Regions from separate parts of the Homo sapiens genome. Here regions 1, 2, 3, 4 and 5 are each linked to region 6. The links are chromatin loops, found by intact Hi-C in ENCODE. Cell type or tissue: heart right ventricle. All regions are shown on one strand.

Evidence for each region. A loop is a pair of places that touch in the nucleus more often than their neighbours do. Peaks named below come from ENCODE experiments on the same cell type or tissue, not always from the same donor. Only the 100,000 strongest peaks of a DNase experiment are listed, where the experiment ranks them.
Region 1: it touches region 6 in a loop (3-fold over the local background); 4 of 110 quality-filtered maps call a loop at or near these places.
Region 2: it touches region 6 in a loop (3-fold over the local background); 58 of 110 quality-filtered maps call a loop at or near these places.
Region 3: a loop joins it to region 6, with 4 times the contacts of the local background. A loop is called at or near these places in 19 of 110 quality-filtered maps.
Region 4: it touches region 6 in a loop (3-fold over the local background); 44 of 110 quality-filtered maps call a loop at or near these places.
Region 5: it touches region 6 in a loop (4-fold over the local background); 49 of 110 quality-filtered maps call a loop at or near these places.

What each region holds. Positions count from the first base shown.
Region 1 is chr9:75,331,113-75,336,112 of GRCh38, reverse strand. No RefSeq gene overlaps it. Among named protein-coding and RNA genes, the nearest start is that of OSTF1, 250 kb to the right of the region's middle. In heart right ventricle, a CTCF peak has its summit at 2,278 (motif pointing left); no DNase peak of the experiment used is centred here.
Region 2 is chr9:75,263,190-75,268,189 of GRCh38, reverse strand. No RefSeq gene overlaps it. Among named protein-coding and RNA genes, the nearest start is that of OSTF1, 180 kb to the right of the region's middle. In heart right ventricle, a CTCF peak has its summit at 2,538 (motif pointing left); a DNase peak (open chromatin) is centred at 2,502.
Region 3 is chr9:76,217,869-76,222,868 of GRCh38, reverse strand. All of the region lies in intron 20 of PCSK5 (proprotein convertase subtilisin/kexin type 5), which reads right to left. Among named protein-coding and RNA genes, the nearest start is that of RFK, 170 kb to the left of the region's middle. In heart right ventricle, a CTCF peak has its summit at 2,922; a DNase peak (open chromatin) is centred at 2,948; H3K27me3 peaks cover 1,601 bases.
Region 4 is chr9:75,864,135-75,869,134 of GRCh38, reverse strand. The region is part of intron 2 of LOC105376091 (a long non-coding RNA gene); the gene reads right to left. Among named protein-coding and RNA genes, the nearest start is that of PCSK5, 24 kb to the left of the region's middle. In heart right ventricle, CTCF peaks have their summits at 2,467 and 2,670 (motif pointing right); no DNase peak of the experiment used is centred here.
Region 5 is chr9:75,198,752-75,203,751 of GRCh38, reverse strand. No RefSeq gene overlaps it. Among named protein-coding and RNA genes, the nearest start is that of OSTF1, 110 kb to the right of the region's middle. In heart right ventricle, CTCF peaks have their summits at 2,482 and 2,684 (motif pointing left); no DNase peak of the experiment used is centred here.
Region 6 is chr9:76,294,744-76,299,743 of GRCh38, reverse strand. It overlaps PCSK5 (proprotein convertase subtilisin/kexin type 5), which reads right to left. Exons shown (of 38, transcript NM_001372043.1): 26 at 4,333-4,469; 27 at 2,879-3,079. Among named protein-coding and RNA genes, the nearest start is that of RFK, 97 kb to the left of the region's middle. In heart right ventricle, no CTCF peak of the experiment used is centred here; DNase peaks (open chromatin) are centred at 1,603 and 1,883; H3K27ac peaks cover 1,830 bases; H3K27me3 peaks cover 562 bases.

The DNA.
Region 1 (5,000 bases), 960 kb after region 6:
CAGAATTAAATCTCCAGAACTTTTAATATTCCAATTTTAAACTATCAAGCTAAAAAAGAAAAGTGGTAGGCATTAGGCATGATATTCAATCAACACATAAGCACTTGGAAGTATTACATCCTTCAACCTACTATGTGTCCAACTGTAGACAAGACACTCTAGACAGAGTAATGGACAGGTGAGCCAGGAGACCTGAGTTCTGCTCATGACCCAGTCACTAATTACCTGAGATGTCTCCTTTAACAAGCTACTTTTCATCTTAATTTCCTCACTTACGAAAGGTGAGTAGTAGACTAAATCCGGGTTTTTGGAGTATATTATATAGAACTATAAGAACTCAAAGACCACTCCAAAAAGTCAGAACATGATTAGGTTATGTTGGAAAAGGTAGGAATCGGGAACTCTGATACTTGCTTCATTCTTATTCCTATTTTGAGATATCCCACAAAATTTTATTTGAAAAAAAAACTTATTTTGTTTTTGTTTATGCCGCAAGTACCTCCAATCTGACATATCCAAAGCTGAATTCAATGTTTTCTTTTCTTCTCCATCAATCAATATTATATATCCCTATCCCAAGCCCCATCCATGGAGCATCCCAGGCGAGAAGACTAAATATAATCTTAACTCTGCCATATTCCTCACCAGATCGTAGCACCCACATACCCAATCAATCACGAAGCCTTATCTAGAAGGAACTGAGAATATAGATTGCTGAAAACAGGAACTTAAGACTTTGTTCTTTTTTTACTGACCAAAGCTATAAAAATAGAAGTTACAATTATATTTGATGAAAATCCTTGAAAAGAGACTAGTAATTCATTACTGAGCTGGCTATTGCTCTTTACAATAAGATAAGAAAGAGGATTATAAGTTTATATTCTGATCGCAGAAATACAAAAAAAATAGAAAGCACTTGTAGAAAACTAGAATGATCTATGTCTCTATGTGCTCTAATTCTTGATATGATGAATTATAATCCCTTTTTAATGTATATCAAAGTACTCCAAGATATTCAACTGTTAACCATAAATGTTTTTCTCTGTTTGTTCATTTATTTTTTATTTCCTTTCCACGGAACATCATCTTTAAACTTGAAGTCTATGATGATTACAAAGCTTCTTTGTAGGGAAAATTGCGTTTATTCATTAATTATACAGAATTTAGATATGGGAAAATTTACTTGTTTGCATAATCTATAAAAGAATTTGTTATAAGAAACTGTAATCTATATAATATGTTTATTAGAGGAAACTGAATTTTTTTTTACTGTAAATGAATTTGCCAACTATTGTGGTAATTAAACCATCCCTCTGCAAATGAATTTAAGAGCGTTGTGGTAATCAATCCTCCACTGCACATGTGGTGTATGTTCTTATTAAAGAGAAAGCACTTTTCCTGGCTCTCTCTTATAGCTGTAAAAAAAAACCCTTCATTTTTTAAATGTTATTGTTTTTCATTGACAAATAATTATTGTACATATTCATGGAATACATAGTGATGATTTTATAAATATAATTCATTGTGATCAGATCTGGGTAATTAATATAGCCATCATCTCAAATACTTATCATTTCTTTGCATTAGAAATAGTCAATATCCTCCTTCTAGCTATTTTAAACTATATAATATATAGTTAACTATAGTCATCCTACAGTGGTAAAGAACACTAGAACTTAACTCCTCCTATCTAGCTGTTGTTTTGTATCCTTTAACAAATCTCTCCCTACTTCACTCTTCTGCCTACCCTTCCCAGCCTCTGGTATCCTCTGCTCTATTGTTTACTTCTATGAGATCAACTTTTTTTTAGCTTCCACATGAGTGAGAATATATGGTGTTTAACTTTCTGTTCCTGACATATTTTACTTAATACAATGTCCTCCTGTTTCATCCATGTTGCCACAAATGATAGAATTTCATTCTTTTTTATGGCTGAATAATATTCCATGATGTGTGTGTGTGTGTGTGTGTGTGTGTGTGTGTGTGTGTGTACACCTAGGTTGAGTAAATACCTTGGCTATTGTGAATAGTGCTGCAATAAACATGGGAATGCAGATGTCTCAATCAATATACTGACTTCTTTTCCTTTGGATAAATGCCCACGATTTTTGGATCATATGATGGTTCTATTTGTAGTTAACAGATCTTTATACTGCTCTCCACAGTGGCTGTATCAGTTCACACTCCCACCAACAGCATATGAGTTCTTTCTTCACATTTTCACAAGTATGTATTATTTTTTGTCTTTTTGATAATAGCCATCCTAACTGGGGTGAGGGGATACTTCCACCTTGTGGTTTTGATCGGCATTTCTCTAATCATTAGTCATCACTAATCATTAGAGAAATTTTTAAGCATTTTTTCATGTATTTGCTGGTCAATTGTATGTCTTCTTTTGAGAAATGTCTACTCAGATCATTTGTCCATTTTTTTAATCAGATTTTTTTTTTTTTTTTTTTTTTTGCTGCTGAGTTCCTTGTCAATTGTGGATATTAGTCCCCTGTTGAATAAGTAGTTTGCAGCTATTTTCTTCCATTCTGTAAGTTGCCTCCTCACATTAAGGGTTGTTTCTTTTGCTGTAATAACTTATTTTAGTTTGATATAAACCCATTTGTTTATTTGTGCTTTTGTTGCCTGTGCTTTTGAGGTCTTATTCATAAAATCTTTTCCCAGACAAATGTTCTGAAGCATTTCCCCTATGTTTTCTTTTGCTAATGTTATTTTTAGTCTGACATTTAGGTTTTTGAACCATTTTGAGTTGATTTTTGTATAGGGTAAGAGGTTGTGGTTTAGTTTTATTCTCTGCATATGGATATCCAGTTTCCCATTTCTTGAAGAAACTATCCTCTCCCCAGTGAGTGTTGTTGGTAGCATCATCAAAAATCAGCTGGCTGTAGATATGTGGATAAATTTCCAGCTTTCCTGCTCTGTCTTATTGATCTATGTGTCTGTTTTTAATGCCAGTATCATACTGTTCTGATTACTACAGCTTTGTAGTATATTTTGAGGTCTGGTAGTATGATATCTCCAGCTTTCTGTTCAGAATTGCTTTAAATTTGTTTGGAACCACAAAAGATCTTGACTAGCCTCTGACAGTGCTTATCTAATGGAGTATTAAGTTGATTTCTTCCACAAGTTTCACAAGCTTACACAGCAACTTAAACACATACATGTAGTCATGGCTTGTAGACAGAGACCCGTATAGAGTATGGAATATAAAGTTCATGACTTATTTTTTATGCTGTTCCCCTTACCTAGAATGCCCTCTCCCAACATTTCTACCTCACAAACTCTTATCAGCCATTCAGTCTGTGTGTGTGTGTGTGTGTGTGTGTGTGTGTGTGTGTGTCTTTGATGCTGTCCCTTTGTCTCTCTCCAGGAAGAACTTACTGCTATCTTTCATGTTCATATAGTACTCAGAACATCTTTCAACTCTGGTATTTAGCACATTACATATATTGTTTATTTATTTATATGTCTTTCTATCAAACCAATACATAGGACTTTTGAGAAGATTCCATATCTCATCATCTTCATAAGGTCAAGCTGAGGAAATAAAATATAATAGCTATTCAGCCAATAGTTCTAAGACTGAATAATTAGTGGAATAAGACTATAAATAGTTTTTAATTTTAGATTTGGGTAGTACACGTGTAGGTTTGTTACATGGCTATATTGCATAATGCTGGAGTTTGGGCATCTATTGAATCCATCAACCAAGTAGTGAACAGGTAGCTTTTCTCCCCCTTTCCCTCCTTTCTCCCCCTTTGCCTATTGTTTCCATCTTTACTTTCATGTGTACCCATTGTTAGCTCCCACTTATAAATCAGAACATGTCGTATTTGATTTTCTGATGTAGTGTTAATTCACTTAAAATAATGGCCTCCAGATGAACCCATGTTGCTGCAAAGGGCATGACTTTACCGTTTTTTTGTGGTTGCAAAGTATTCTATGTATATACCATAGAATACCATATTTTCTTTATCAAATCATCCTTGAATGAAATTTTGGTTGATTCCATTACTTACTCATTGTGAATAGTGTGCTACAATAAACATACAAGTGCAAGTATCTTTATAATAGAACAATTTCTTTTCCTTTGGGTAGATACCCAGTAGTGGGATTGCTGAGAGAAAATGTCAGTTCTATTTTTAGTTCTAAGCAAAACTCTTCAAACTGTTTTACATAGAGTTTGTACTAATTTACATTTGTACCAACAGTGTATAAGCATTCCCTTTTGTCTGCATCCTCACCAACATCATTTTTTTTTTTTACTTGTTAATGATGTCATCTCATAGCAGTCAGAATGGCTATCTCATTGGAGTTTTAATTTGCATTTCTCTGATAATTAGCAATGTCGAGCATTTTTTCATGTTTCCTGACCACTTCTATGTTTTCTTTTGAGAAGTCTTTGTTCATGTCATTTGCCCACTTTTTAATGTTGTTACTTGCTTTTTTCTTGTTTAAGTTCTTTATAGGTTCTGGATATTTGTCTGATACATAGGCTTGCAAATATTTTCTCCAATTCTGTAGGTTTCCCATTTACACTTTTGATTATTTATTGTTTTTAATGCATTTGCCTTTGAGGTTTCAGTCACAAATTTTTTGTCTAGGCCAATGTCCAAAAAGGTGTTTCCTTGGTTGTCTTCTAGGATTTTCATAGTTTGAGTCTTACTATGGATTAAAGACTTAAATGTAAGGTTTTTTTGTGTGTATGGTGAAAGGTAAGGGACTAGCTTCAATATTCTGCATGTAACTAGCAAGTTCTCCCAGCATCCTTTATTGAATAGGGATCCTATCCTCATTTCTTGTTTTTGTCAACTTTGTCAAAGATTAGATTGTTGTAGGTGTGCAGTTTTATTTCTCAGTTCTCTGTTCTGTTTTATTGATCTATGTTTATTTTGTACCAGTACCAGGCTGTTTTGGTTACTATAGCCTTGTAGTATAGTTTGAAGTTGAATAATGTTATGCCTTGGCTTGTTCTTTTTGCCTAGAATTGA
Region 2 (5,000 bases), 1.0 Mb after region 6:
TAAGTAAAGCTGCTTTCTTTTTTCATTGCCCAAATGTATGGCTTGCACCCAACTAGTCACTGCTTGGGGCCAGAGTTAGAAAATTTTCTCTTCCTAATTTATGTTTCATTGACTTTTTATGGTGGCAGATATTGATCTCGCTTTGTGTGCCATCAGATCAAATGCTGCAACCCAATTCAGAGCCAAGATCATGACTTTCAGTGATCAGCCTTTAATGTGCAGGAAAAAATGGAGGTGGAAACATGATTTATTTTCCTTTTGCAGGCTTTTTATTATAGACACAGATGTTGGGAGCTTTCTCAGCTACAGTCAGCTGTGGAATGGGGCAGGTGAACTGCCCTGCTTTCCTGGAGTGCCACAACCATAAAACAAACTGAACATTCCAGGAATGACTCATTTGATTAGAAGAGCCAAAAACCAGCACTAAGCAAAAGCAGAAAAGAACAAAGATCATTTTTCATTAGGGTTACTGATGGTCCCTAGGCATGGTCAAAGAAATGATGGAAGAGGCCACGTGCGGTGGCTCACACCTGTAATCCCAGCACTTTGGGAGGCCAAGGCAGGTGGATCACGAGGTCAGGAGATCGAGACCATCCTGGCTAACATGGTGAAACCCTATCTCTACTAAAAATACAAAAAAATAAAAATAAAAAATTAGCCAGGCATGGCGGCACTAGTCCCAGCTACTCGGGAGGCTGAGGCAGAAGAATCACTTGAACTCAGGAAGTGGAGGTGGCAGTGAGCCGAGATCATGCCACTGCACTCCAGCCTGGGCAACAGAACAAGACTTCATCTCAAAAAAAAAAAAAAAAAAAAAAGGAAATAGAAATGATGGAAGAATGATTGTCTGTTTGTTATATAAAATTAGAGACACAGGAATATCATTAATATATTTGTTCCAGAATTGATAGCAAGAATGGCTTGACTTGGCTTAGGCCGTATCCTTTTGTTGCTTATAATCCTTTATTAGTTTCTCTGAACATTTTTTAAAGAGACTGACTTCATTAGTAGAGCAGAACCATATAAGTTAAAGTCTACACAATGCATTCCAAGAGATGGACATGATTATGTTGGGCTAGAATGCCATTATAACAGACATGAGGAAATATGTAGATTATCTCATCCCTGGAGACCTTACAGATAACTTCTTGTGGTACTGGGATTTGTGGAGTGAATTCCCATTGCCTTGTTACACCACTGTGGAAGCTAAAAAAGAGAATGGGACATTTTAGAAATTGTGCATCACTGAAGAACAGGAGTATTAAGAAGAAATTTAGGCTGGGCGCAGTGGTTCACACCTGTAATCCTAGCACTTTGGGAGGTTGTGGCAGGTGAATCACCTGAGGTCAGGAGTTTGAGACCAGCCTGGCCAACGTGGTGAAACCCTGTCTCTACTAAAAATACAAAAAGTAGCTGGGCGTGGTGGCAGGCACCTGTAATCCCAGCTACTTGCGAGGCTGAGGCAGGAGAATCATTTGAACCCGGGAGGCAGAGGTTGCTGTGAGCAGAGACCACACCATTGCACTGAGCCTGAGCAACAAGAGCAAAGCTCCATCTAAAAAATAATAATAATTTTTATAAAAGAAACAGGTTTCTTTGATTCCCATCTGGAATTGGAAAAAAAAAGATGGAGAACACAAATAATGTTGGGTTAGGAATATGTGTGTGTTTGTGTGTCTTTAAAAGCTTTAAATAACTCCAAGTGATTCTAACACGTAGACAAAGCTGACAACTATGGCACTAGGTCCATCCCTCTTGGGATATTCTGAATTGGACAGTGCAGTTGCTTCAAATATAACAGTCATTGGCACAAACATTTAAATTAGAAATGTGTTGTCTCCCTACAGCACCTAGCTAAGCAAATATTAGTTCCTCCAGAAACATTTATTGAAATAAATCACTGATTTTAGCCTGAGAGTGGGGTCACTGTGCAACTTAAAATGTAAACAAGATTTTCTCAAATCACCAGGCCCCATACTATAGAAGGGCCACTGCCTTTACTAATATTTGTATAAATTCCTAGGAGATTCACATTCCCAAAGTCACCTCTGGCCCCAATTTCATGACTCTGCTGAATTTTAACTTCAACAATTCCAAAGCATCGAAACACATAAGACCCTCAGCAAGAAAGCATTCTATTCTGCATCACACAAACAGAAAATCCCTATTAGACATCCCTGTTTTTCAAGTCCTTTGTTATCCTGAGGCCAGAGATTCCTCACTTATTTTGTCACCTCAGGTGACTTCGCTGTCTTATGTGGCTGATGGCTGTTCCCCACCTGCCTCAAATCACTCCTCAGACCCCACCCACTCCCAATTCCCAGGTCTTTCCACTCAGAGAACAGACCAGCTCTTTGCTACCCCTGCTGCCAAATAGCTTCAAGCCCAACTCTGCACCTACCCATTTAGGTGCTCAGTTTAATGTGATGGCTTTTTTTAATCCTTTTTAGCAACACCAATGACTAGGAGAGACTCTAAGATTATAGCTGTCAACACTGGGCTTCAATTGGGGCTAATGCTGCCCCCTTGTGGTAGAAGTGAGAATGCTAGAGATGCGTAATGCAATTACGATTTCCCCAATATTATTCTTTCAGATTTTAAATGTATCTAAAAACACATCCTCAGTTGGACAATCTACTACTATCCCACCTTTAATTAAAGACTTTATACAGATTGATTAGGTACTTCTAAACTTTGATGCCAATGACTACTAGATAGACAGGAAATGTTCATGTACTAATACTTGCTATGTGGTCATTTATCTCAAAATTGCTCAGTGCAGACTGTATAAAATCAAAAGGCATCTGGTTAGCAGCTGAAATTCACTTATCAGGAATTCCAGCCTCCAAAGTATTTTAGTAAGAACTTCAAAGATGCTTACCAAAAACACCAGAGGGTTTCTTAGCATAAAGAATATTAGAAATCATTTTTCTCTGGTGAAATAAATGGAAATAAGTAAAATTCAGGATATATCATGGGTTAGAAAGATACTTGGGGCCGCACTAACCTTTCTTAAAACAGGAGAATAAAATCAGCAATCCCAGTGTCTTAATATCTTGGGACAATCCAGGGCTGTATTTGGTCCTATGTCCCTTTCACACTGCAGAAGACTATCAATTTACCCAAATAAGAAGTTCACATCTACTCACCAGAATGGTGTTGCATTGGCTCACAGGAAGCCTCTCATTCAAGATGCTTAGAGAAATGCCAAAAGTCGGAGAATAAGGCACTTTCTGGGCTTACAAGAATAGGTAGGTAGTATAACTGTTTTAATGTATCTTTACTCATTAAAAATGGGAAGGTTTGGTAGAATTTGGTTTAAGGCTATCTTCAATACAAAATGCCACCTGGTAAGAAAGTTGTTGAGAGAGGGCAGAGCAAAATGGCGGAATAGAAAGATCTACCAATCATGCCCTTCACAAGGACACCAAGTTAACAATTATCTATACAGAAAAAACACCTATTCATAAGAACCAAAAATCAAGTAAGCACTCATAGTACCTCCTTTTAACTTTATATCACTGAAAGAAGCACTGAAGAGACTAAAAACAGTCCTGAATCACCGTTGTGACCCCTTCCTCACTCCCTGCCTTGGTGGCATGGTATGGAGGGATTCTCTGGGTGCTGGGGGAGGGAGAATACAGCAATTGTGATGCACTGAACTCACTGCTGTCCTGTCAGAGCAGAAAGGAAAACCAGACCAAACTCAGCTGACACCCACCCACAGAGGGAACATTTAAGCCAGGCTTAGCCAGAGGGGAATCACCAATCCCAGAAGTCTGAGCTTGAGTGCCTCCAAACCTTGCCTCCAAGGGCTATAGCACTCTGTCTCCAAGTAAACTTGAAAGGCAATCTAGGCCATAAGGACTACAACTCTTAGGCGAGTCCTAGGGCTGAACTAAGCCCAGAGATAGTGGACACCAGCTGTGGCAGCCAAGGGAGTGCTCGCATCATACCTCCTCTAACCCCAGGCTACAACTCACAACTCCAAAAGAGACCCCTTCCTTCCACTTAAGGAGAGGAGTGGGAAGAGTAGGAAGGATGTTGTCTTACATCTATGATACCAGCTCAGCCACAGCAAAATAGGATACCAGTCAGAGTCATGAGGCCCCCATTCGAGGGCCTAGCTCACAGATGACATTTCTAGACACACCCTGGGCCAGAAGGGAACCCACTGCCTTGAAGGAAAGGACCCAGTCCTGCCAGCATTCATCACCTGCTAACCAAAGAGCCCTTGGACCTTAAATAACCAGTAGTAATACACAGGTACTACGTAGAAGGCCTTGGGTGAGCCTCTGAGACTTGTTGGCTTCAGGTGAGACTCAGTACATAGCCAGCTGCTGTGGCTATGGGACAAAACTTCTGCTTGAGAAAAGCAGAAGGAAAAGTAAAAGGGACTTTGTATTGCACCATAGGTACCACCATCACCACAGGGGACTAGAGCACCAAGAGGGTTCTTGGGATCCCTGATTCCAGGATGTGACTCTTGGATGGCATTTCTGGACCTAACCTGGGCCAGAGAGGAACCCACTGCCCTGAAGGGTGAGTCCCAGGCCAGGTAGCCTTCATGACAAGCTGACTTTAGAGACTGTGGGCCTTAAGGGAAGATGAGTGTTAGTCTGGCAGTACTCACCATGGCCTCGGTTGGTAGTAGCTACAGGGTGAGGCTCCTCTGCTTCCATCTTGTGGCATAAGTGACAGCTTAGCCACACTGCAATAGAATATCAGGTAGATGAAGGCTTTTGACTCTAGTACCCCACTCCCAAACAGAACTTCTGGGCCCACCTAGGGCTTGGGGGACCTCTCCCTAAAGGGAAGGACATAGGCCTGGATGGATTTGCCACCTGCTAATTATAGAACCCTAGGCCCTTCAGCGAACATAGGCAGTAGCCAGGGACTGGTTACAGCAGGCCTTGGGTCAGGGACTGGTTACAGCAGGCCTTTCTGAGACACAGTGCTGTGCTGGCTTCAGGTCTGACCCAGTGCAGTCATAGTGGTGG
Region 3 (5,000 bases), 77 kb after region 6:
TCTATATGTTTTTTTCGCCAGCTATAATAAATACTCAGCAACACTTTCAGCTACTTATGTACTAATGAAATCAGTTGTTTTTCAAAGCTTTGTTAAGCATAAAGTTTTATAGCAAGGCTCAAACTATGAGGCCATCAACTGAGACTGCAACATCTTTAAGTCAACACAATCATTCAGCCTTAAAAAGAAAGGAAATTCCGACAAACTCTACAACATGGATGAACCTTGAAGACACTATGCTAAATGAAATAAGCCAGTCACAAAAGCACGAATATTGTATTATTTTACTTATATGAGGTAACTGGAGTAGTAAAAGTGATAGAGACAAAGTAGAATTGTAGTTTCCAGGGCCTAAGGGTAGGGGGAAAGGGTTATTTAATGGGTACAGAGTTTCAGTGGAAGAAGATGATGAAGGTCTGGAGATGGATGGTGGTAATGGTTGCAGAGCAGTGTGAATGTATTTAATGCCACAGAACTACACACTAAAAATAGTTAAAATGGTAAATATATATTATGAATATTTTACAATATTTTTTTAAAAAAATATCTACACAAAGAGTTTGTGTCTTAGCAGGCCAATACTTCATTTTAGCCAAAAAACAAAATCAGTATTGCCTGTCTTTGGGGATGGGTCCAAAGGGTATCAACCAATCCACCATCTTGGGAAGCCAGTCTGTTGAAGTGAGGCTTGGGAGACCTCCTGTGATAATGGAAATAAATTGATATATGAATAAAACTTGGGATAAGGGAGACATCTGGCAGATGGAAAACTCTGTCTTCTTCCTTTCCTCAAGGATGCACTAAAGACAGAATGAACATTAGGCAGCTAGAAAGAGGGTTCTACATCCCTACCCTGGAGGTGTCTGGAGGAAATCTCTTCTCTATCCCATTCTCTCAAGGACAACTTGCCCTTGTCCTTCCTGCATATTCTGTTTTTGATTGACAAGACTTATCCTTCCTGGTCCCATTGCTTTTTCATTCTCAGGCAGGCACTGACATTGATCTGTGGGGTTTGTGCAGATGCTCTGAAATGCTACTCTGGCAACCTCATGGGTTGGCACTCCTGCAAAAAGGATGGATCGTAAATTGTGGATCCAACACACACACACAAATATTTAGTTTCCTTCAGCCTACACGTTGTTCAAAGGGCAGAATTAAGAGTTGATCTTTCTAGTTTCCACCGTCGTTTGGCCCTTGACCACAGTCAGGCAGTTAAAAAAGTACATCCAAAGTGAAGTCTTGGCTGACGCACCTGAATGTAGTAGTGATGTAGCAATCATACAAGCTCCTATTCATGGATGCCTACTGTATTACAAGTGCTGTTCTATGTAATATTTAATCCAGACAAAAACCTCTTTTATAAACAAGAAACTGAGGCTCAGGGAGATTAAAAAATCTTGCATAAGTTCATTCAACTAGGTAAGTGGCAGAGCTGGGCTGCGACCCAGGTGTGTCTGAGACTGAGCCCATGCTCTTTCTACGATATTTGCTGGTATGGATTCATTTCCCCCTTTAGTGTTCCAAGTAGCTTTGCTATTTATAAAAAGAAAGAACTGAGTACATGCCTCATCTCAACTACTTGATGAGGTAAGGGCATCAAAAAGGAATTTACTGTGAAACAAACAAACTTTGAGCAGGCATGTTTCACAAAGCAGATTTACTCAATGATTGATTATACCCTCCAAATTTATTTTCTCTGTTAAAATGGCCATCATTCTTTAAAAGGCAATTCCATGTATCAAGTAAACAGATTTTACAAGCAGTTTGTTTTGCCCGTTAGGCTGTAAGTTCCTAAGAGGAACTCAGAAATATTTTTTTGAATGAATTAACTTGGTTGAGGGTCTGGACAGGGATTTTCTATGTTGTTTAATTCTGTTCAAAACAAATAAACTGGCTCCTCAGAAACAGCTTACAACCACAATTATGGTAACAGTTCTCTGTGGTGGTGGGGAAGACTGGGGGGATTTTGGTCAAAGGATACAACATTTCAGTTAGACAGGAGGGATAAGTTCGAGAGATTTATGGTACAACATGGTGACTAGAGTTGATAACAATGTATCATGTACTTGAAAATCACTAAGAGTAGATTTTAAGTGTTCTCATCATGCACAAAAAATAAGTATGTGAGGTAATGCATATATTAACTTAATTTAGCCATTCCATAATGTATACATATTTCAAAACATTTTGCTGTACACCATAAATGCACACAATTTTTATGTGTCAATTTTTTTTTTTTAAGTTTCTAAACAGCTGGTTGTAAGACCAGACCCAAAGGGTGGGGTTTGGGGGTGGGATGGAGGTAAAAGACCTGAGTGTGATTTTTTTTTTTTTTTTTTTTTGAGACAGAGTCTTGCTCGGTCGCCCAGGCTGGAGTGCTGTGGCGCATTTTCAGCTCACTGCAACCTCTGCCTCCCATGTTCAAGCCATTCTCCTTCCTCAGCCTTCCGAGTAGCTGGGACTACAGGCGCCCACCACCACGCCCAGCTGATTTTTGTATTTTTAGTAGAGACAGGGTTTCACCATGTTGGCCAGGCTGGTCTTGAACTCCTGACCTCAGGTGATCCGCCCGCCTCAGCCTCCCAAAGTGCTGGTATTACAGGCATGAGCCACCATGCCCAGCCCTGAGAGTGATTATTGTCTGCAGTTAAACAAAATAAATTTACAAAGCTTCTCATTGAACCTGTGGATGAGGAAAATCATGAAAAACGTTGTTGGTGGATGGGAATCCATTTATTGCTCATGTTAGGTGTGAAATGCTTCTTGACAGTCTCTTTATTTAGTGGGCTGTCTTTTGCTATTCCTGTGAGCCTAGAATTTCTACAGGTTTGCTAGTGCACTCAGTCTCTCTATTCATCAGTTATGATTTTATCCCCAACTGTCTCCTCTATTTGTGGCTGCAGAGGGCCCACCCTAGTGGTGAGAACAGTACAGTGTCTGATGCATTCACGGTGAGGCGATATCTAAGTTTTAATACATGTTGACAGAAATAAGTGAGCATAATTTGACAGAATAACTTATTTATCTTTCAGAAAGCAGCGCCGACAACCTGATGCAAGTCACCCTTGGGAGACGCTTACTGAGAAAGTGAATGACTTGAAAGGGCTGAGGGCCGGGAGAAAGGGGGCCTCTCTCCACATGAGATGCAAGCCCGCAGCAGGAGAGGGGAAGCCGCTGCTGAGAGCGCTTCCCATGAGTGAGCACGACACTGCCAGGCCTTAAGGGATGTGCCATTTCCTTTCTCTTTGGAGTGATGAAGATGGCAGGTGAAATTTTCAGGAGCGTGGCCCACAGAGCCTTCCTGAGGTTCTGAACTACATAGAGGTGCTAGTGCACTGAGAGTTAAAGCCCCAAGTCCTCCCCACAGAGCTTAATACCACCCAAATGTTCCTTGTTACAGCTTTTAATTCCTGAAACACCGACACATGGATGAGACTTGTTATCATCCTCTTTCGTTTTTTTAGCAACCCAATGAACCTCCCTCATGGCTTTCATAACTTGCTTTTAAACCCCTTGAAAATACCGCTGCAGTGTGGCTTTCTCTGCTCCATTGCCCCATGGGAAGGAACATCCTCAAATTACCCTCTTTCTCTTTCTCTGCATCAACACATAGAAAGTGCTGGCTCATCATTCATCTCCCACACTCCTTTCCTATTTCTTTACGCCCTGACTTCAAGTGCTCAAACATTTTAGCCAAATCTCTAATTAAGAGAAAAGAGAAGCCCCTGGAGAGAGGAGGAGCTGCATACCAAGGCCTGGGGCTCTAGCTGCATGATAGCTGGTCGCAGCTTTGTAACGGACAGTTTAGTCTTTCACCGGTTCTCATTAACACTGTCTAAGAGATCCGCAGGTTTGCCCAGTGACAGGTCTGTATGGAATGCGGCACCCAGGATGCCTCTGTCCCTTGGTGACTGAAGAAGCATTTGATTCGTTGGGCTGCCCAATGATTTATTGGGAGTGACCAAATTGTGCTTTCAAAAAGACGAAGTGTGGAAATAAAGACAGGAATCAAGGTTTGCTCCGTGCCTACTGCGGGTCAGCATCGTAAGAAGCACTACATTGGGTAAGGACACACATTTTGGAGTCATCCCGTCCTGGGTTACATTTTTGGGTCCCTTCCTTCTCCAGCTGTGTGAAATTAATCAAATCACATATTTCCCGGACATTCCTCTTCTGTAAATGTGGATAATACTCTCTCTCTCTCTCATAGGATGTGGTGGGGATCAAATGAGAAAACAGACCTACAGCACCAGAAGAATGGATGACAGAGGTTAGTTATGATTCTGTTTCTTTAATTGTGTTATCTCATTAAATATTAGATAATAATGTAGGGTAGTTAGGGGTCTCAGCTCCATTTGATCAAGGAATTTAAGCACCAGAATGTTAATCCTGTGTGAACATCATCTAAACCCTGGTCAGACTGGATCCCAAATTGTGCTTTTTCTCCTGCCCCTGAGGAATGTATTGGTTGCATATGTGGGTGGCAATGAGGCAGCTAAAATTAATGACCCTCCAGACCAAGCACAATGACCTTGCAAAGCAATTGGGCTTCAGATGCAACCTACACACGTTCTTTTTTTTATTATTAGCATCGCCTGGAGACAGCCTCCCTATACCAAACAAAGCCAGCTTTTCCTGCACTGTGCTGTGGAAAATTCCAGAGCCATGGCTGTGCCCTTCTTAGGCTGCTGAGGTCAAAGTCGGTCAGAAATAGGTGAATCTCCATCAGATGGGGCTTTTCCCCAGCAGAGTTTCATCAAGTCAGGTTCAGAACTTGGGATCCTTGGTCCCCCTATGGACTGCTCACTGCACTTGGGCTGTACCTGCTTCTTCACTGAGTGGGTGGGGGCTCCCCTACTTGGCAGGTATCAGGACACATTGTACAGTCCTTCCCACCTCATTGAGGTGGAGCACATAAACAGATGAGAATGAAAGTGAGGGCAGCGGCGTTTGTATGGATGGGGGTGGGGAATGTGGTGTGGAGGGGCAGGAGGCTTCCA
Region 4 (5,000 bases), 430 kb after region 6:
CCTCCTTGCCTCAATTTGGGACACTTTTTTTTTTTTTTTTGAGATGTAATTTTGCTCTTGTCCCCCAGGCTGGAGTGCAGTGATGTGATCTCAACTCCCTGCAACCTCTGCCTCCCAGGTTCAAGCGATTCTCCTGCCTCAGCCTCCTGAGCAGCTGGGATTACAGGCATGTGCCGCCACACCCGGTTAATTTTGTATTTTTTTTTTTTTTTTTTTTTTAGTAAAGACAAGGTTTCACCATGTTGGCCAAGCTGGTCTCGAACTCCTGACCTCAGGTGATCTGCCCAACTTGGCCTCCCAAAGTGCTGGGATTACAGATGTGAGCCACCATGCCTGGCCTATGCAATTTGGGACACATCTCACGGGCCATCCCTGCTTCAGAGCTCCCCATGGGTTCAGCTAATTTTCTTCTGCAACTGTATCACAGGTCAACTTTTTCTCTGCCCAGTCCTCTGGAAGGGCCTCTGCTTCTCATTCTTTCCCAATTTGCTTACCAAGCATGTTTCTCCATAGCATTTCCCAGTAAACCAGCTGCCTAGAAATCTCCTCTCAGAGGCTACTTCCCAGGAAATCTAACCTAAGATAATCACAAGGGCTTTCCTGGGATCCTGCTTAGCTTTAGTGCTTATCCACCTGCATTTCTCAAGTGGGAATAAGAAACCCCAGTATTTGTTTTGCTAAAATTGATTATTTACACCATCAACTCAGAACTACATTAGAGCTGCTTTTCCAATAGAGCTGCGTTTCCAAAAATCTCATCATTTTTACTAATCATAAAAGATGGAAAACTTGAGGCTATCACCCATAATTAATTAGTGCATCAAAAACATTAAGTATGAGAAACATTTATCTACATTTTCCAAATCAGTAAAAATAATTGTAAAAAATTATGACTGTTCTTTCTCTCAGATGTCTCCAGAATCATTTAGTGATATCTGGGTCTTCTTTGGGCTGTTCAACTTCCTCTTCCTCTAATGGGTATCCCTCAAGGGTCTCTGATGTTGCCTTGTTCTTTTCCTAAATTGGCTCATTTCCTGGATTTTCTTTGCCTCCTGGTCAATACAGGCAAGATGGCAGCTTTTACTGGAAGGCTTGTTGGGAGTAGATCTTTTGGTTCATAGAAACCTAAAGAGTTATCCACGGGAGACAGTTGTGTCTGAGTGTGTCTCATGTCAATAGACTTTGATGTTATTCAAGCAGAAACTTCTGACTTGTGGGTTAGAGGTTGTATGTTAGACTTAGAGATCAGGTGCACAGGCAGGGTGAGGGGTATATTTGGGAATCCAAGAATTAGTGTCTTTCTCCCTACTCTGTAGTGACTAAAATCTACATGGAGCAGAGCACAGTTTACTTGGCTGGGTTGTTGGTGGCTCTCTTTACCAGTTTATGAAATCTAAGTTTGTCATTTTTGCTTTGATGAATGACTATCAATTTGTACCCAGTCATGAAACAAACAGAACTGTGACTTGTGCTTTACAATTTGGGTAGGCAACTTACTTTGCTGTAGACCTTTGCTAGTCAATTTGTGATTTGTGAATCAATAGCATTGACCTGAGGCCGGGCGCAGTGGCTCATGCCTGTAATCCCAGCACTTTGGGAAGCCGAGGTGGGTGGATCACGAGGTAAAGAGATGGAGACCATCCTGGCCAACACGGTGAAACTCCGTCTTTACTGAAAATACAAAAATTAGCTGGGCGTGTTGGCGCGTGCCTGTAGTCTCAGCTACTTGGGAGGCTGAGGCAGGAGAATCGCTTGAACCTGGGATACAGAGGTTGCAGTGAGCCAAGATCACACCACTACTCTCCAGCCTAGGTGGCAGAGCGAGACTCTGTCTCAAACAAAAAACGAAAAACAAAAAAACCCAGCATTGACCTGAGAGCTTATGAGAAGTGCACAATTTTGGCTCCTGGCTCTAACCCATGGCTACTAAATCAGAATGTGCTACTAAACAAGATTATTTCATACTTCTAGGAGGGTCCCAAGTGATATTGATGCTACTGATCCACAGAACACATTTCAGGAAGTAAGGCTGCAGATAGTTTTATCGTATTTCCAGTAGTTGCAATGGTTACCCTTATAGGAAGCTGGGTTGTGGCTGTGTCCGCCTGTATCTCCCAGTGCTGTGTTTAAAGCCCTACTCATTGTCACAACAAGCCAAGTGAGCGAGAATTAGACAGAAAGCAGTACCCAAGGATGATAGATGGTGGCTGTTCCCAGAGAAATGAAGAGAGTCCTTGTTGTATGGGTAGAACTGCTCTCCGATGTGGGGATGCAGCTTAGAGCCCAGCTCTGGGAAATGGCTAATTATCTCGTTGAGAAAGCCCACCAAGAAGCAGCTTTCACATGGAGGAAAATGTTGCCTGGACAGAGAATGGCCTCTCCACCGGCTCTGTTCAGAGGAAGCAGAAAGGAGAGACTTTGACTGGAAATCACACCAGTAAGGGCATTTCTTAAACTTTTGAAAATATAAGGGAAAAGCCCTTCCCTGGGAAATTGGAGACTTGGATACTGGGTCTGTCTCAATCACCAACAAGATATAAACACCAATACATTACCTATACTCTGGGTTTCACTTATTTCATCTGTAAAATGAGGGTTTCTAAGAATTTACCCAGCTCTTTAGCACCTAAGAACTCAAAAGCCCTAGAATTGGCTGCAAAATCTGCTCTTGCCACAAGAGGGAGTCATTTTTCTGAGATAATAGAAATTCTATGCATAGTCTTAATGAAAAGATTTAGGCAAACATTAGCATTTGAGCACCCAGAACTAAATGGCCTTTCATAAATAATTTTAAAAGATTAAAAGGCTTATTAACTTTTTTCACTTACATTAAATTGTGACTAATTCTTTGCTTGAACAAGCAAAAAAAAAAAAAGACGATTGAGAAAGATCAATAGAGCAAACGAAAACATTGATTATCTACAAATATAACAAAGAAGGTCTTGACTTTCCTCCAAAGATTCCTAGGAATTCAAGCCTGTTCAGTGTTTCTCTTATTTTTTTGCACATTGTCAAATCCTGGGGGTTTCCTGACCCTTTGGTAGAGAGTTTTGTGTCTAAGAATTAACATTAGACTCAAGGTGTGTCTAACTGACAACAAATGATTCTGGAAGAGAATAAACTGGTACATAAGGAAATGGGAGGCACTGTTTGTAGGATTCCAAACATCTGTATGAGAAGTGAAACATTCCATCCAGAGTCAACATGTTGCCTCTACAAAAGATGTTTTTCAGATACTGTACCTTCATGTTAGGTGTCATGTGAGCTCAGCACTGAGCTAAGGAGCTGTGATCGCTTCATTTGTCCCAGATCACCCAGACCCCCTTACTGTAACTGATCTCACCATGGTTCTTTCTTCTTTCCTCTATCTTTCCATGTTGTGAAAGGGAGTTTTCCAGGCTGAGGGTGGTTGGCCTGTCTGCCGCAGGTAGAGTAAAGAAAATGGGATGTGAACTATGAGTGAAGGCTGGGAGAAGAGGAAGCACTGGTTGACTTTTGGTGGGCAACCTGAAAGAGAGCTGTGAATGACATCTCTCCTCCCTGCTCCTAACTAGAGAGTGTGTCTCAGAGAACTGTGCCATTTAAGAGCCGGAAGGCACTCTCAAAGCCACCTGGTTCAATATTTCCCAAAGAGGAGCATTTTCTGTTCATACAATAGGATATTATTTTAGCTTATGCATAGACATAGAAGCAACATTGACTCACAGAGGGAGAATCTAATCCCTCCTAATGGCCTCAAGGAATATGCCTTCTTCTTATCCTGTGATGTTTCTAAAACCCCTCTATCGGTTACCAATTTCTCATTTTTGACAAAAAAAAAAAGGTTTTACCATAAAAAAATCAGAGCAGTCACCAGGCAACACTATCTAGCTAGAATATAATAGTATTGCTTGATTTGTTGCATTGATTTTTATGACTATGTGCTATTTATAACAATGATATTGGTTTCTCTATCCATAATGCCATCACATTTGCTTTTTAAGTAAAAAAGTGAATTGACTTAAAGAAAAATGTTAGGTAAGTAATAGTACAAGCGGTACACAGATAAGTCAGAAAATGTGCAGATGGTACCAGCAGGTAGAGTTATTGACAATAAGCCCATAGCTCTGTCTTCTGACTTGATAACTTTTCACACATGTTGTGTATCTGGTTCTATAGTGGGATTGACCACTAATGAGTTACTTTAATCAGGCTGACACAGAAAAACAAATGCGCTCTAATCTCCTTTCAACTGGTCAAGTTTTAACTTTATTAGGTATATTAAATAACTCATATTGCTCCTTTGGGACACACAGAAAAAGGGGGAAAATTCCTTTTGTGCCAAACAGTACAGTTCTATGTTAAATCCCATTGCAGCCCACAGGCAAAATCCCATAGCTGCCAATGCCATATCAAAGAAGGTTCTCTATTTCCCTATCCCTGTAGCTCAGAGTTAATAACACTTGGTTTACCTAATTACAACAAATTTTTTCCAATAATAATCCTTACAACTAGTGCTTTCTCTGGCCCTGGGCCAGTCACTCAATAAAGCAAAGACCTAACTGTTATTTCCTTTAGGCAGGAAATCCTTTTTCTGTAACCTCAGACATTTCTTATAACTTTATTTGTATGTTTATCATCAATCAGTACAATCAGACTCCTTGAATTATGTGAGCTCCATGAAGGCAGGGGTCTCATCTGTTTCGTTGACTGCTGTGTTTTCAATGCTTGGAACAGTGCCTGCTCTTCGATAAACGTTTGTTGATTAACGGACAGATTAATTAACTGCACTGGTGGGAACAAGTCTTGATTTGGGGGAATTGCTTGTTTATGTAAAGCCAACTGGAACAGCTGTTCTGTGTAGGTGCACATCACAGAGGCAGCTTTCATCTTAAAGAGGAAGATAAAGAACACACCAGTGATGGAAGTTATGCTCAGCTTGGGAAATCACAGATTTTAAAAAGTGCCAGAGGTTATCTGTTTTTATTGAACATTGGAACCTTCCCAGCTGGTAAAATGCC
Region 5 (5,000 bases), 1.1 Mb after region 6:
CCTGGAAGAAAACCCAGGCATTACCATTCAGGACATAGGCATGGGCAAGGACTTCATATCTAAAACACCAAAAGCAATGGCAACAAAAGCCAAAATTGACAAATGGGATCTAATTAAACTAAAGAGCTTCTGCACAGCAAAAGAAACTACCATCAGAGTGAACAGGCAACCTACAAAATGGGAGAAAATTTTCGCAACCTACTCATCTGACAAAAGGCATTATAATATCCAGAATCTACAATGAACTCAAACAAATTTACAAGAAAAAAACAAACAACCCCATCAAAAAGTGGGTGAAGGACATGAACAGACACTTCTCAAAAGAAGACATTTATGCAGCCAAAAAACACATGAGAAAATGCTCACCATCGCTGGCCATCAGAGAAATGCAAATCAAAACCACAATGAGATACCATCTCACACCAGTTAGAATGGCAATCATTAAAAAGTCAGGAAACAACAGGTGCTGGAGAGGATGTGGAGAAATAGGAACACTTTTACACTGTTGGTGAGACTGTAAACTAGTTCAACCCTTGTGGAAGTCAGTGTGGCGATTCCTCAGGGATCTAGAACTAGAAATACCATTAGACCCAGCCATCCCATTACTGGGTATATACCCAAAGGACTATAAATCATGCTGCTATAAAGACACATGCACACGTATGTTTATTGCGGCATTATTCACAATAGCAAAGACTTGGAACCAACCCAAATGTCCAACAATGATAGACTAGATTAAGAAAATGTGGCACATATACACCATGGAATACTATGCAGCCATAAAACATGATGAGTTCATGTCCTTTGTAGGGACATGGATGAAATTGGAAATCATCATTCTCAGTCAACTATCGCAAGAACAAAAAACCAAACACCGCATATTCTCACTCATAGGTGGGAATTGAACAATGAGAACACATGGACACAGGAAGGGGAACATCACACTCTGGGGACTGTTGTGGGGTGGGGGAAGGGGGGAGGTATAGCACTGGGAGATATACCTAATGCTAGATGACCAGTTAGTGGGTGCAGCGCACCAGCATGGCACATATATACATATGTAACTAACCTGCACAATGTGCACATGTGCCCTAAAACTTAAAGTATAATAATAATAAATAAATAAATTTTAAAAAAAAGAGAAAAAGAAAATGTGGCTAACTAGGTTCCATACTCAATGTAATTATCTAAGAGGGGCTCAAAAACCTAAGGGCTTTCAGCTATCTTTGCTTCCCTTCTTTAAGGAAAGAAGATGATCCAAAACTATGGTCTAGGCACTTTTTTTTTTTAGTATTAGAAAACTTGGTCAAAATGAACTCTTAGGTGGAAATTCAATTTATATACTGTCTTAATTTATTCAGTCAACAAATATCTATTGTGCACCATTGTTCAAAGTACTGGGGATACAGCTGTGAACACAATGGACAAAAAGCCCAGACCTCATGGAACTTACCCTTTAGAAGAAGAGGTGATCTGGTTGAAGGGGTCTATGTGAGCTGGCAAAGGCAAGGAGTAGAGCCCCTGGAGCTCTTTAGTATGCATAAGAACTACCTGGAACACTTGTGGAAGTGCAGGTCCCTACCCTCCCTGCCCCCAGTCCCTCCAGACTCTGATTCTGTAGGTCTCCAGGAAGGAAATTTGGATTTTTAACAAGTACTCAAAAGTATTTGATGTAGGTGATACAGACCACACTGGAGAAGCACGGCCCTAGAGTTTCCCAAGCCACAGTTTACAAACTACGTGCCTAGATTATTTCTCTAGGGATTGGCCTTTCCATCCTCTTTCTCAGGCAGTCATCAAGAAGCATGTGATGGATGTCCCCATTGAACTAGGACCTGAGAAATGCATGAAGTTTCATTAGAGGTATTTTTTTTGTGCCAAAATCAGAGTCAAATAAAAACAAATTACTAAAACTCCAAAATTATCTTAGATTCCAAAAATACCCTCAACGGTAAACAGATGAAGACCTGTGAGCTCCTCTTGAACCAAGTTCCTAGAGTGCTTGGCATATATCTCAGCACACCAACTTAGCCTAAGTATCACAAGGATCTACTTCTGCCACTCTTTCCTGTTCTCAAGTAGTTGTTCATGAAAGGTGAGCACTGTGATTCATCTGAGTCTCTGTGTCCCTTTGTGCCACCACAGTATTTGTTATATGGTAGACAATATATGTTTGTGAAATCCTTGAATAAATGAGATAATGAATGAACAAGTGAATTAACAAATAAATAAGCCAACCTCCCCTGTATTAGCTTGCAAATGAGAGGATCTCTCTTTCTACATGATGTCCAGCTTCCTAAGTCTCTGATTTTAATGTTGAAAGAAGGCCAGAATGAAAAGGAAATCAGCCACTAATTGCTGCCTCCAAAAATTGACCCCCTCAAAAATTACAGAATGCTCTTCGCTACATGGCTTCATGGTTTGTAAGTCCTGGAATTGGCTACATTTCAAATCATGTCTGTAAAAATACATCTACTAAAAAGAAAGCTTGTTGTATGGCAGTTTATAAGAGTTTCCTGGTCCTCTAACACCAGAGTTACATAAAGTTTCCACAGCATACCCTATTTCCATTGCAAAAACCTTTAACCTTTAAGTTAATCCCTCCCCAAATTTGATGATGATGATTGATGAAAATGACAGCAAAAGCCTCCAACTGTTTATTTAGGCATCACTGCCCTCTGCTGGATAAAATTAGAAGTTTCCATGTAAGTGTACTTAGTTTTCCAGATTCTCTGGATATAAAAGGACTTTTAAAGTTATTCTTACCTAGTCAAATCCAGGGCTAAAACTAAGGATCAGTATTTGATTTTCTCCTTTTGCCTAAGGCTCCAATATGATTCAATACAACATTGTTACTGATCCTGTCTTTATCCAAAATTGTGATGTTTTGTTCATTGGGAACTTTTTTGCGTTAAATTTTATTTTTAATATCGCATTAAAATATTGTTTATCTTGATCACTGAATCTTTTGAGGCTCCCTTAAATTTTGTCCCTATAGCAAGTGCCTCACTTGCCTTACCCTAATCCCAGCACTGGTCAAACTAGCCCTAAACTACTTTCTCCAGGAAGTTGACAGCCACATTTGAACACTTCAGGAACATCTTCCTTGACCTCTCTCACTAGGTCTAGGCTCCCTAAACTAGGGTCCTGCAGAACCATGTATCTCTCCTTGCATAATTGCTGAATAAATATCTGACTCCACTCTAGACTGACCTCCATGAAAACAGGAGACTTGTCTGGAATTTTTTCTAAGCATAGGATTTTCAGTACCAGTAGTTAGAGAATAAATATAAGTTGAATGAAAGAATTACCAAATACCAGTGAAAGAAGGAAAATCTTCCTTCTATTAGAGCAAAGTAATAATAACAGCAAAAACAACTGCTATTTCCTGATCACTTACTGCATGGCGGACTTTGTGCTGAGTAACATATGGTCTCATTTAATCCACACAACAGTCTTGCATGGCATGGACCATTAATACCCACATTTCAGCAGAGGAAGAATCTAAGGCTTAGAGAAATGCAGAAACCAGAAGCATTTCTTTCTGTAGAAAGAAATGTAGAAACATTGGTTCTAGAGCTTTCCCTTCATAACACTTTTACATATCACACAAAAATAATTCCATCAAACAAGACTATAAGAGACAATAACTAAAAAAAGAAAAAAGTAGGAATTCCAAATCCTACCCAAAAAGGATTATATGCCTGTTATGTGAAAGGCTCTAGACTAAGATCTTCAGGGAATGAAAAGGAAAAGCAGAGCAAATATCTCTCTGGGATCATCAGTTTAGGAAAATATGGAATATTTTAAAAATTAACTATGCAAATACTAATGTAAAAATATAAGGTCTAGTAGGGTCAATGTCATAAGAGAAGGAATAAATGTGAGAGAAAGATTATAATCTGGTTGGAGGGATCAAGAATCCCTTCATAGGAGGTGGCAGCATGTCAGCCAAGCTCTGAAGGAGAGAATAAATATTAACAGGTAGAATTGAGGATAGGAGGAGGGAGAACAACTGAGAAAGAGGCAACAGTCCAAGGAAAACCACCTTTACAAAAATCGTAACAGCGGGAATGACGACAGTGAGAGAGATCTGGTCTAACCAACTCTATCTTGCCTTTAATGTCCTAACTACCCATCGTCATGCCTGAGTGTGGGCCAAGATAATTTAGGGAGAAATTTAGTTTATAGCTTAATTGATAATAGCCCGTCCCCAAAACTACCACCTCTATAAAACTAACTAAAGGTCACCAGGTTAGGAGGATGAGAGGGGCCTCAATTCATAGTTAAATGACTACCAGCCATTATTCTGGAAGACATAAGATTTGCAACTTCCCCAAGTACTCCTGTAAATAGCATCACTATTGTAGAATCTGAGATTGGCCTTTTGAGATGTCTTTTCAGACGTTTGCATTTCTGATGATGGGATGGTCATACGGGGACCAGCGACTCCTCTGTGGCCCCCACCCAGAAGCAGACTCAGTGCTGGAGGACGGTTTTCCACACCCCTATGATTGCATTCCCAACCAATCAGCAGCACCCATACCCTAGCCCCTGCCCACCAAACTATGGTTGAAAAATCCTAGCCTCCAAATTTTCAGGGAGGCTGATTTTAGTAATAATCAAACACCAATCTGCCGTTTAGCGGGTTCTGCACGTATTAAACCCTTTCTTTATTGCAATCCCCCTGTCTTGATAAATTGGCTCTATCTTAGCAGTGGGCAAGAAGAACACACTGAGTGGTTACACAAACACAAGGAAAGAGGCAGGAGCGTGTGTGTGTGTGTGTGTGTACGGGAATGTTGCAGTTTGTCTGCAACACAAGGCACACATAGAAAGTAAAGGGACATGGGGCAGGAATGCAGACTGGAACATAGCACCAAGGCACCCCCATGCCAGGCCAAGGGACCCTTACATAAGTATTTCCTACTAGAAAGAAAGAACATTTCTGAGCAGGGAAATGCTGTGAAGCTCAAACCCTCCTCCCCCACCAAAATCCA
Region 6 (5,000 bases):
GTCACTGCTGAAGCCATTTGCAGCCTGTCGAATATTATATATTTTTGTTTGTTCGTTTGTTGTTGTTGTTGTTTTAGATGGAGTCTCTCTGTTGCCCAGGCTGGAGTGCTGTGGCACAATCTCAGCTCACTGCAACCTCTGCCTCCTGGGTTCAAGTGATTCTTGCACCTCAGCCTCCTGAGTAGCTGGGATTACAGGTACTGACCACCACGCCCGGCTAATTTTTTTTGTATTTTTAGTAGAGATGAGGTTTCACCATGTTGGCCAGGTTGGTCTCGAACTCCTGACCTCAAGAGATCCACCCGCCTCGGCCTCCCAAAGTGCTGGGATTATAGGCATGAGCTACCACGTCCGGCCTTGAATATTGGTTTTATTCCTGCCATTTAGGGACACTAAATAATTGTCACAATATACTAGTGACCAGGAGAGAGGGTCTGGGGATGATCTATACATTTGTGCAGTGACTTTTTGGTGGCTGAAAAAACAGAGAGTCGAGCACAATCTTTGATTACTTAGTCTTAGCTGGAGGATTTGTCAGGCATTGTCTGATAGGTGGAGGAATCTGCATCCTTAGACTAGGTAGGAGGTATTCCCACTTTGTTGGCAGTTGGCAAAGAATGGTGGCTCTCTCACTGTTGTCATTCTCATTCTGATTAGCCACCTTATTAAAAGAGGAGTTCAGGGAACTCTAGCTGGACTTTTATTTCAAGGGTGTTTTCCCAGCCTGTGCTGATAGATGCTCATGGGGTTGGTTGTAGTCTTCAGACGCAAACAGGATCTTATTGTTTCCACTGGGGAGCAGCATGGGTGAAGGAATGGATTGAAGTGTGTGTCATCTTACCTTTCCTACCTGAATCTGAATCTGTGTTTGAAAAACAAAATAAAACAAAACCCAAAATGAAACAGAAAAACGTTCTGGTACCACCTAGGCAGCTATATCCTCTCAAAAACACTCTGTAATTTGCCTGGGTTTCCTCTGAATTGACCCAGGATGACTGCAATCTGCTTTCCATCATCTGAAAGGTGTGGCTAATTAGTGCTTGTTCTCTGGAAGCCTCTCCTCTCCTATTACACTCTCGATCCTGTTTTTTTTAAGCAAAAGAAGTCAGGAGAAGGTTGTAGGCATTGGCTCAAATACTCCCAGGACTTTATGGAATGCATTTCCCATTTACTATCCATTTCAGTGCTTACACTATGCTGGGGGAAGCTGAGCTACAGCTTTACCTTGCTTAGTGAATAAATGGCTATTTCTCTGTGTTAATGGTCTGCATGTCTTATTTCATAGGTCATGGGAATGGGAAAGTACAGCTCTGTCGTTGACTTGATTGCTTTTGTCCAGCCATGAGAAACACTCTCATCTCTGTCCCCAATCCCCTATTAGTGAAAAATCCCCAAATGCACTAATTCCTCCCTCTCCTCAAAAACATTACATTGTGATAGTAGAAAATGTGGAGGGGTGGGTGTGGTGCTTCGACAAAAGGGAACCACTGAAGCCTGGTTTCTGCTTGCAAAATGCGTAGTCCAGTTGAAGGGACGTGGAATCATTTGGGGAATCAAGCCTGCTCTAACTCTTGGCTCCCTGGACCGTGTCATCATCTGGACGCCAGATAAAATACAGATGTTCAGCTAGAAACACAGCACCAGACCATTTTCCTTTTGGCTTGCACTGCCTCTTAAATGCCTGAATGCCAAACAAACTCATTTTCAGCATTTTGCTTCAGCTATAACTCACAGAAGATAGCCCAATCTGGATTGAATAATCTTCTCGGCTCTGTCTCTGAAATAGGGCCCGTGTTCTCCGTGGCCTTTGGCTGCTGGGCTTTCCACGGTCTCTGAGCTGCTCTTCCTTGAAGTCACATGTGTAAAACTGCCGTAGTAGACAGCAGCCATGGACGTGCCTCCTCTCCAGCCCAGCAAAAACCACAGAGCTGTCACTCCCTCGAGCCCTTAGCACACTCCTCCTGTACAGCACTCTCTTCGGCTGCCGTTGCCTTTGCACCGAAGTGACCCTTTTAACAAATTCTTGCCTCGAAATCAAATGAAGAGCAGCTCCTGTTTTTGTGACTGTCTCCGCATAGAACATGAGTCAGATTTTTCCAACAGGAAGAGGATTTTGTTTTTTAACCACCTCGGTCACAGAGGGGTCGCTGAAAGTTTGTAATTACCTTGCAAGGAAGCCTATAACTGACGCTCAAGTGTGAGGAGGCGCGTTCTAAAGACTCGGGGAGGAATGAGCACCTGCAGGGCTTTGCTGTTGGATTCCAAGCTCCCACACCTGTCCCCTCTCCTCCCTCCTCAGAAGCTTCACGCTTTCCCTGTCTGCAACTGGGAAGAGCAACTTTTAAAGGCAAGCTTGACTGACGGTGAGCTCTAATAACGCAGCCATAGAGACCGTCTGTTTTTAGCATAAAATCTAATACATTCGAGCAGTTCTTGCTTGTCTAATTGGAAAAGCCTACCCTACAGGTAAAATTTTCCTTTACTGTAAAAAGGACATGTAATAAGGACGTAGGACATGCCTGTGATAGAAGTGACTCCGAAATTTCTGAGAAAATGATACCAGGGCCATTTCCCTCCGTGACTCTCTTCACTTGCTTCCGGGCCTGCTTCACCCAGGTAGAAACTCAAGCAGGTAGACTAATTATAAATTGCCCTTTGGGCTCTCTCTGCTGGCTGAATGCCAACCTCAGCTTCCTACCCACTCCTACTGCAAGCATCAGAGAGACTCAGGAACGATCCCAACTTGATTCTCACTCCAAACTCTTGTTTTTCTGCACAGCCTTTCTCTCCTGGATAACTAAAAAAACCAGAGTTATAGAAGGAGGGAAGCAGAGTAGGTCGCTAGACCCCTGTGACCTCTTTTTTGGGGGGCACATACCATTCCAGAATTTGCCCTCCTCCTGGGTCTTGGTGGCATGCACGCACATCCCACGCAGCAGCTGCAGTCCTTCCTGGCAGCTGCTGCACTCGTCATGACCAGGGCCTGTGCAGGTTTCGCATGCTCGGTGGCAGGACTCACATTCTCCCATTTCTTGGTCACCATAGAATCCAGGACCACATTTCCTCACACAACTGCCACCTATGTGAGAACACAGAGAGAAAGCATGAAGGCTTTAGTGATCTTTGCAAGGCCAAGTTCTAAAGAGGCTGGAGGAAATTTTAGGGACATTTTTCTTTGCATTTGTTTTTATTATTATTTTTGAGATGGAGTCTCTCTCTGTTGCCCAGGCTAAAGTGCAGTGGCATGATCTCGGCTCACTGCATCCTCCACCTCCCGGGTTCAAGCAATTCTCCTGCCTCAGCCTCTTGAGTGACCGGGACTACAGGTATGTGTCACCACGCACGGCTTATATATTTTTAGTAGAGATGGGGTTTCACCATGTTGGCCAGGCCACTGTGTCCAGCCTTTGCATTTGTTTTCAAAGAAACCAAGATGGCTTTAGCTTATGTCAACCAAGAAATGTGTTTTAATAAATCCAGGTCGGGCGAGGTGGCTCATGCTTGTAATCCCAGCACTTTGGGAGGCTGAGGTGGGTGGATCACCTGAGGTCAGGTGTTCGAGGCCAGCCTGGCCAACAGAGGTTGCAGTGAGCTGAGATTGCGCCACTGCACTCCAACCTGGGTGACAAGAGTGAGACTCCATCTAAAAAAATCCAACACTTTACCTAAGTCCTTTTTCAACTGGGAATTTACATTGGCCATTAGAGGGTTAAGAGCATCGAATACAGAATCCTTGAGGCCTTGAAAAATTACAAATAAAATAAATCTCTGTGTAGAGAAACACTGAAGATCATTGTGGGCTGTCCTTCTCATTCTTTCTCCCCCAAACACTCAAGTGCATTGGGCTATTATCCTCTTCAGCTGGAAGAGTCACACTGTATTTCTTTCCTAACTATCCATTTCCATCAGTCAGTGAGTTGACCAAAGCCTAAGGCAAGGGATCTTGTTAGATTCTTACAGTGCATGGGGATATATAAGATGGATTAAGTCTCAAGACAAGGGTCAGAGCTCTCAATATGCCAGGTGACTTCAATGCCAAAACATTCATCTTCAGGTCCCCACTCTCTATCTCCATCCAATTCAGCCTTGTTTCCATCAGCTTGGAGATATTTGAGATTAATTAGTGGAACAGGAACCATGCTTCAGTAATAAAAGCAGAAGGAGGTGGTTTGGCTAATGTTTATTTCTAAACCAAATTAAAATTTCTCCTTGGGCCAGAGGTGCCCACACGCACAGACTCTGAAACCAATCACATGTGCGCTCCTGTGGCCCCGACTGTGTGGAGCTCCAGTGCCTGGTTCTTAGCTTGGATGGTGCCATTTTCTAACTTACCTAAGAGAAAGAAGCCCTCTTCACACCAGTAACACCCATTCTGGTCACAGCTGCCACAGTTACTATCACACGCCTTGCATTCCACTTCCTCACTGTAGGTCTTCTCAGGACAGGTTTTATAACAATGGTGATCAAACCTAGAGGAAGAAGACATCATTTCTTTCATGACTTATGTTGATGTATTTCTCTTCACCATAATTTAATCTCCTTATGTATGTCTATGCAGAGTTTTTTGTTTCGTTTTGTTTTGTTTTGTTTGAGATGGAGTTTTGCTCTTGTCGCCCAGGCTGGAGTGCAGTGGTCGATCTCGGCTCACTGCAACTTCTGTCTCCCGGGCTCAAGTGATTCTCTTGCCTCAGCCTCCCGAGTAGCTGGGATTACAGGTGCACACCACCATGCCTGGCTAATTTTTGTATTTTTTTCCAGAGAGGGGGTTTTGCCATGTTGCCCAGGCTGGTCTCAAACTCCTGGCCTCAGGGGATCTGCCCACCTCTGCCTCCCAAAGTGTTGGAATTACAGGCATGAGCCACCACGCCCAGCCTGTGCAGCATTTTCAACAGGAGTGGATAATTGAATTTCAGGCTTGGTCTGTTATGCACCCCTCAACCCAAGTCACTAACCACCTCCTTCTGGACCTCCAAGGACTCTTTATCAGGGCAGCTGGGAGA